Linked DNA regions of Homo sapiens: region 2 is linked to region 1. Evidence: chromatin loops called from intact Hi-C (ENCODE). Cell type or tissue: GM12878. All regions are shown on one strand. Each heading gives the region's core, and the rest is flanking DNA. Links, peaks and the distances in the headings are about the cores only.

Region 1 (2,919 bases), core at 275-2,774:
TCTTACATTTGGGGAAGTCAAGCCCCATTTCCCACCCACTTCAGGACATAAGCCACGGATAACATAAGATTAAGCATCGTGACTTGATGAAAGGTACTGGTTTAAGAAGAATTTCTAAAGAACTGAGTTCCCACCCAGCCATTAACATATCTCTAAGTCCTTTCAAGTTAATAGACAACTTCAGCCTGAACCGTTATACTCCAGAGTGCAATCTCTCACAAATGCTGAGGTAAAGAAACGTCACTGCCTCGGAAAATGTGGCACTTGGTGATATGACAAGTACAATGGTATTTATCAGCCATATCCACGGCTTAATGGACATGAGCCATATCTGAAAAGGGAAAGGGTGATTCAGCCCATTAAGTATGCAGAACATCAGCTTTCAATACAAGATGGCTCTTGATTATTTGTTTTTTTCATTTCCAAAGGCTCCATCCAAGTGGGAAAATTGCAGAGGCAGAAAAAATACCACAGCTTTTCTGCTAGAGCGACAGCCACAGCAAAGCTAGGTATGACGGGGCAGAGGGGAGAGCCGCAGAACGTGCCAGCAACCTCTGCTTCTTCACAGTTCCGTTTCCTATAGAGGGGATACAGCCTCATACTTCACTTTTGCTTTTCCCTTTTCCTGCTTCCTTTTAAATGGTTTTCCAAAGTTTTCTGAGAATTAGATTTCAAGTATGTTCAGATTAGAAATTTCCAAAATAAAGCTTTCTATAAAAACATGAGTCCTGGCAAGCTCACATGCCTGGCTTGGTAAGCATTCCCTATGGAACCAGAGATGGATTGTCTGGCAGTTAACGAGACAAACAACATAAAGTTGTCATTGGTGAAGCTTAAATCCCAAAACCTGCTCCTCTCACCCACTGACGTGTTTGTTTGTGGGTGTGTGTGTTTGTGTGTGTGTGTGTGTGTGTGTGTGTGTGTTTTCTTGGAGGCCATCTTATAATCCTTTAAGCAATTCTCTCTTATACAACTATTTAGTTTTAGAACACCCTCCAAGGTATTATTGAAAATTCCTCCATTAAAAAATCGTTACGAAGAGCCTTGATATAAATGACTTTACTAGCTAAGAGATTCCCAAGCTGAAAAGAAAGACGCTAGAGAAATTGCCATAATAAGGGTTTAGTTAGTTCCTTGTTGAATGTTTTGACCCTCCCAATTTGATGTTATCTTCTATTTACTGCATTTAAATGAAGTATAGACTTAAAAAACTAAAGACACTCTCTAAGCTATGTCAATTATATGCCTACATTGTTCCATCATTACACTTGATATGCTTGTTCTTGTTGTCTGTGGGCCCCCCAAATCAGTGCAAATATTTGCCACTGTTTCCACCAGGGGGCATTCATCTCATTGAAAATAGGTATTGTTTTTAACCGGCAAAGTTAAGAATGTTATACTGAAATGACTAAAATACATTATTTATTAATCTCAAAATTCACATTTTCAACGGGAAGCAAAAAAGGCTAGGTCTTTAATGGGTAATTCTTGAATTAGATGTTTGTATATATGAAAAGTTATTATATGAGTAAGAAAAAAGTATACTTATGATCTGAAAAGTATGATATACCAGAGAATGTTATGAACTCTTAAGAAGCGTCAACAAAACATATACATAAAAACACTCAGCTGTAAGTAGAAATTAATTTTAGAGGTGGTGTTCAGTTGTATGTTCTCCTAAGACATCCTAAAAGTACTAAGACTCCTACAGAGGCAGGAATTGCCCTTTTTCAAAATGCCAGTTTCTCAAAACTCCTATCACCTTTCTTCTGACTGAACCACACAGTTACTTTGTACACATAAGGTTTGGACACCGGAACATACAAACAAGGCTGGCCTTCTCTGCAAAAGTTATGAAGAGAGGAAGAAAAGACAATGGAACATACAAAGACTGCACATTTACCCTTTTGCACCCTGAACCCTGACAGTCTTTTGTATAAAAAAAATTAGTGTGATGTTATAACAAAAAAAAGACTCAAATATAGAATTCCTGACAGAATATTTATCAGAACCATACCTTTTTTCTTTTACTTCCCAAGAAAATATCACAAAGTCTGCCATACCCCTGAAATTATCACTGACCCATCCAAGCCAGAAAACTTCATAGCTCATAGCTTTCTTTTAGAGAGGAAAAAACATCCACCTATGTTTCCATGTATAACCATCTAATATACTAGCTCTTAACTGAGACCTAATCAAGTAGGAACTATGGACCAGTGAGGTCTAGCACCATTCGCTACCCCTGATGGTAGCTTTGAAGGTGTCTCTTTCTCTTTTTACACAGTACCCATGTTAGTATATGAAATGGAAGTGTACACAGAGGGAATCACAGACTCTTAAGGTAAAGTTGCGCAGAGCTGGACCTTGGTATTCCCCTAAGTTTGAACTTCTGCTCCCATCTCACTGCTTGTGCATCTGCCTACGTTGATTTAGGGACTGGCCTGACTAAAACAGAGAAGCTGAACCGGGCAAGATCCCCATCTCCACAACCTATTACAAAATATGTGGAAGTCCGGGAGGTGGATGGTTATTTCATTAGATATTTTGCTTATGTGTTCCATTAAGGCAGGGGTCAGCAAACCTTTTCTGTGAAGGGCCAGAGAGTAAACATTTTAGGTTTTCTGAGACATAAGGTCTCTGTCACAGCTACTCAACTCTGCTGCTGTACCATGAAAGCAGCCATAGATAATCCATAAATGAATGAATGGGGCTGTATTCCAATAAAACTTTATTTACAAAAACAAACAACTGGTCAGATTGAGCCTGGGGTTCATAGTATGACAACTGTTTTAAGGGGATAGCTCAGGTTTTTTTTCTTCCCTTGTACTGGTGGAACTCTAACACGTAGCTCAGACCAAATGTTCCCTAATGGCAAGAGTGTTAATAATCAAAACCAGATTTTTAAGGAAAAAAAAAACC
Region 2 (2,919 bases), core at 196-2,695, 84 kb after region 1:
TAGCTACAAACTGCTCAGGAAATCTACCCCCTAAGAAACTCTCCTTAGCTACCACTAAGTGAAGAATCAAATCATAGGGTTAGAAAAGAAGCCAGTAAGGTGAATAACAGGGAATTCACAGAGGGAAAACTTCGGTGGCCAAGAAACATGAAAAGTTGCTTATCTCCCAAGAAATGTGAAATGTAAATTAAAATAACAATGACATATTATTCCTCTCCCACTAGATTGACAAAATGTTTAAAGTCTAACAATGTAAAACATTTCTATGGATGTGATGAAATTTCTCTGAAATTGTTGGAGGAAGTGTAAATTGTTATAACTACTTTGAAAAGCACTTGGCCTGTATCTTGGAAAATTATAAATCAGAACCCTTCAGGGCCCAGCAATTCTATTCCAGGTATTCATCCAAGAGAAGTTCTCACATATGGACTCAAGAAGAGTCATTGTAATATGATCAGTAGAATATTACAACATTCATTGTCATAGAGTCAAAAGCTGGAACAACCCGAGTGTCCATCCATAAAGAAATAGACATTGTTTAAAATAAGGTGATATATATATATATATATTAGATTAAATCAGATCTACATATTTGAACAGAAAGACACTGCTATGCGAAGTGAGAAAGAAGATAAGCAAAATTGTATACTGATACGTACATGTAACATAAAACAATCTGTGTGAACTTTTAAAAATACACAAAAAATAATATCACATAGTGTTCACAGTCAAGTAGATATGCCAAGTATAGAAAGATGATTCCAAGGAAGGTGGCCTTGGGAAAGGAGAATGGGTCTGGGGTTACACACACACACACACATACACAGAAACTATTTATACCATTTATGTTATTAAACTGCTAAACTATTTTATTAAAAGAAAAAATAGCTTAAAAATATTCAACTATTATTTCTGAATGTAATTATATAAAGTTATTATGTCATTATACTTTTTTGAATTTTTAAAATTTATGAAGAAAAAAGAAAAGAAAGAGACAGCAAGCAAGAAAGGGTGGGAGGGAGAGAGGGAAAGAAAGAGAGACAGAGACTGCAACAACCATACAAAGGAAATAACTGCAGGAAAGCCAGACCCCAGGGTTTCTCAGTGACTCAGTGGACAAACACACCCGAGCTCAAGTTCTTGGTTCCCTGGACCACCCAAACAGCAAACAGCTAACAGCTTTCTTTCCCTGCTCCACAGCCTCCGCATGGAAACAGAAGACCAAGGTGTGTGCTGCGCTGCCCCCTCCTGGTGACTTCCACCTGCCTCCAGGAGGATCTCCACAGCCCTGGCCTCTCCTGCTCTCTGCCTCAGGGCAACTGATCCCAAAGGCACAGGGTTAGGAAGGAGAGAGGAAGTGCCAGGTCAGGGCCACTGACAGGCGGGCAGCAGGCTCTTTCCCAGAAAACCACTCCCCACTGCCCCTGTTAAAGTGCAGTGACACTGTGGGCTCTTCACCGAGTCAAGCTCTGCTTAATAAAACACATCTCCAAAAAGGGTGCCATTCCCTCAAGGGAGCAGTGGGAAGGCCCAGAATTGTGGCACACACCCCAACCAGGAGATTTCTCTCCATGACAACCTCAAACTCCTCTAACCTAGGCCCACTGCTCTAGAAAGCTTAGGCCCAGGGGCTTCCAAGCACAGCCCCTCCGCCCCCAGAGCCCATGTCCCCGCACTTGCCTCACAGGAATCTCACGAGGTCCACGGAGTTTTCATCTTCTCAGAAAATTGAGCTTCCCTCCACCCCCCAGCCTGCAGACGTTGCTTGCATGCTCTCTTAGGCAAGTCAGCGGCCCTTAAATAGTGACCAAGAGGCATGGTGAATTCGGATTTTTTGTTTCATTTGGTACTCCTTAGGAATTTCTCTCACCTCGTCAGTCCCTCAGGGTCCCTGGCCCTCAACCTTTATTAATAATCTGCCAGGAATCATTGGTGGCCTTCAACCATCCTGTTCTGCCCAGAATGTGCCTTCCTCCCTTACCAAGTCCATATACAGGACTCTTGCTAGGACCTCATATTATGAGGGCAGTTTTTGCTGTTATTTTTTGCACATTTACTACATCCCAAGGTCATTAACTATTGCCCTAAAGATTGGATCTTATATGATAGAGTCTTATCAATGTACTCATCTAAATCTATCCCAGGACCCTCCACGACTGCTTGAGTGATTTGTAGACACAACACCAAAAATGCTTTTTCCAATCAGAACATTTTTATTCCATCGGTTGGCATGCAGTTTTAGCATTTATTGCACTTGTAAGTTTGCAATTAAGAATTAGAGCAATGGGAGGTACTCTTTGTACCCTCAATTTTATTTTTCTATGAGTCTACCTGACCCCATAACTGAATTGCTAGCTCCTCATCTCATCTCACTGATCTCCGTTTCCTAGCACAGAGCTGATGCTCAAGGAATGTCTGCTCACTTAGGGCACCCAAACTGATCCTCCACCTGGAGTTTATCACCGTCATAGGACACAGCTTCACTTCTCATGCAGAAAACAAGCAAACAAAGGAAAGACAATAACAGAAGGGGGTGGAAAGCTGATTTGGAACCCCAAATTTGTCCAATCTAAAAGCTAATTTAGATTACAAGAACACAACATATTCAAACCCACTACTTATTTACTTATTTATTTAAGTGATAAAAACCAGCTAGCCACAGTGGCTCACACCTGTAATCCTAGTACTTTGGGAGGCCAAGGCAGGAGGCTTGAGTCCAGGAGTTCGAGACCAGCTTGGGCAACATAGTAATACCCTGTCTACACAAAATTTAAAAATTAGCTGGGCATGGTGGCAGGTGCCTGTGGTCCCAGCTGCTTGGGAGACTGAGGTGGGAGGATCACTTGAGTCCAAGAAGTTAAGGCTACAGTGAGCCATGATAGCGCCAACTGCACTCCAGCCTGGGTGACAGAGCAAGAT

The links. Hi-C counts contacts between places; a loop is a spot of excess contacts. Peaks named below come from ENCODE experiments on the same cell type or tissue, not always from the same donor. Only the 100,000 strongest peaks of a DNase experiment are listed, where the experiment ranks them.
Region 2: it touches region 1 in a loop (10-fold over the local background); 16 of 110 quality-filtered maps call a loop at or near these places.

The regions. Positions count from the first base shown.
Region 1 is chr9:84,780,043-84,782,961 of GRCh38, reverse strand. All of the region lies in intron 12 of NTRK2 (neurotrophic receptor tyrosine kinase 2), which reads right to left. Among named protein-coding and RNA genes, the nearest start is that of NTRK2, 110 kb to the right of the region's middle. In GM12878, for the core only: a CTCF peak has its summit at 1,325 (motif pointing right); a DNase peak (open chromatin) is centred at 2,310; H3K27ac peaks cover 535 bases.
Region 2 is chr9:84,696,035-84,698,953 of GRCh38, reverse strand. The region is part of intron 2 of NTRK2 (neurotrophic receptor tyrosine kinase 2); the gene reads right to left. Among named protein-coding and RNA genes, the nearest start is that of NTRK2, 28 kb to the right of the region's middle. In GM12878, for the core only: a CTCF peak has its summit at 1,241 (motif pointing left); no DNase peak of the experiment used is centred there.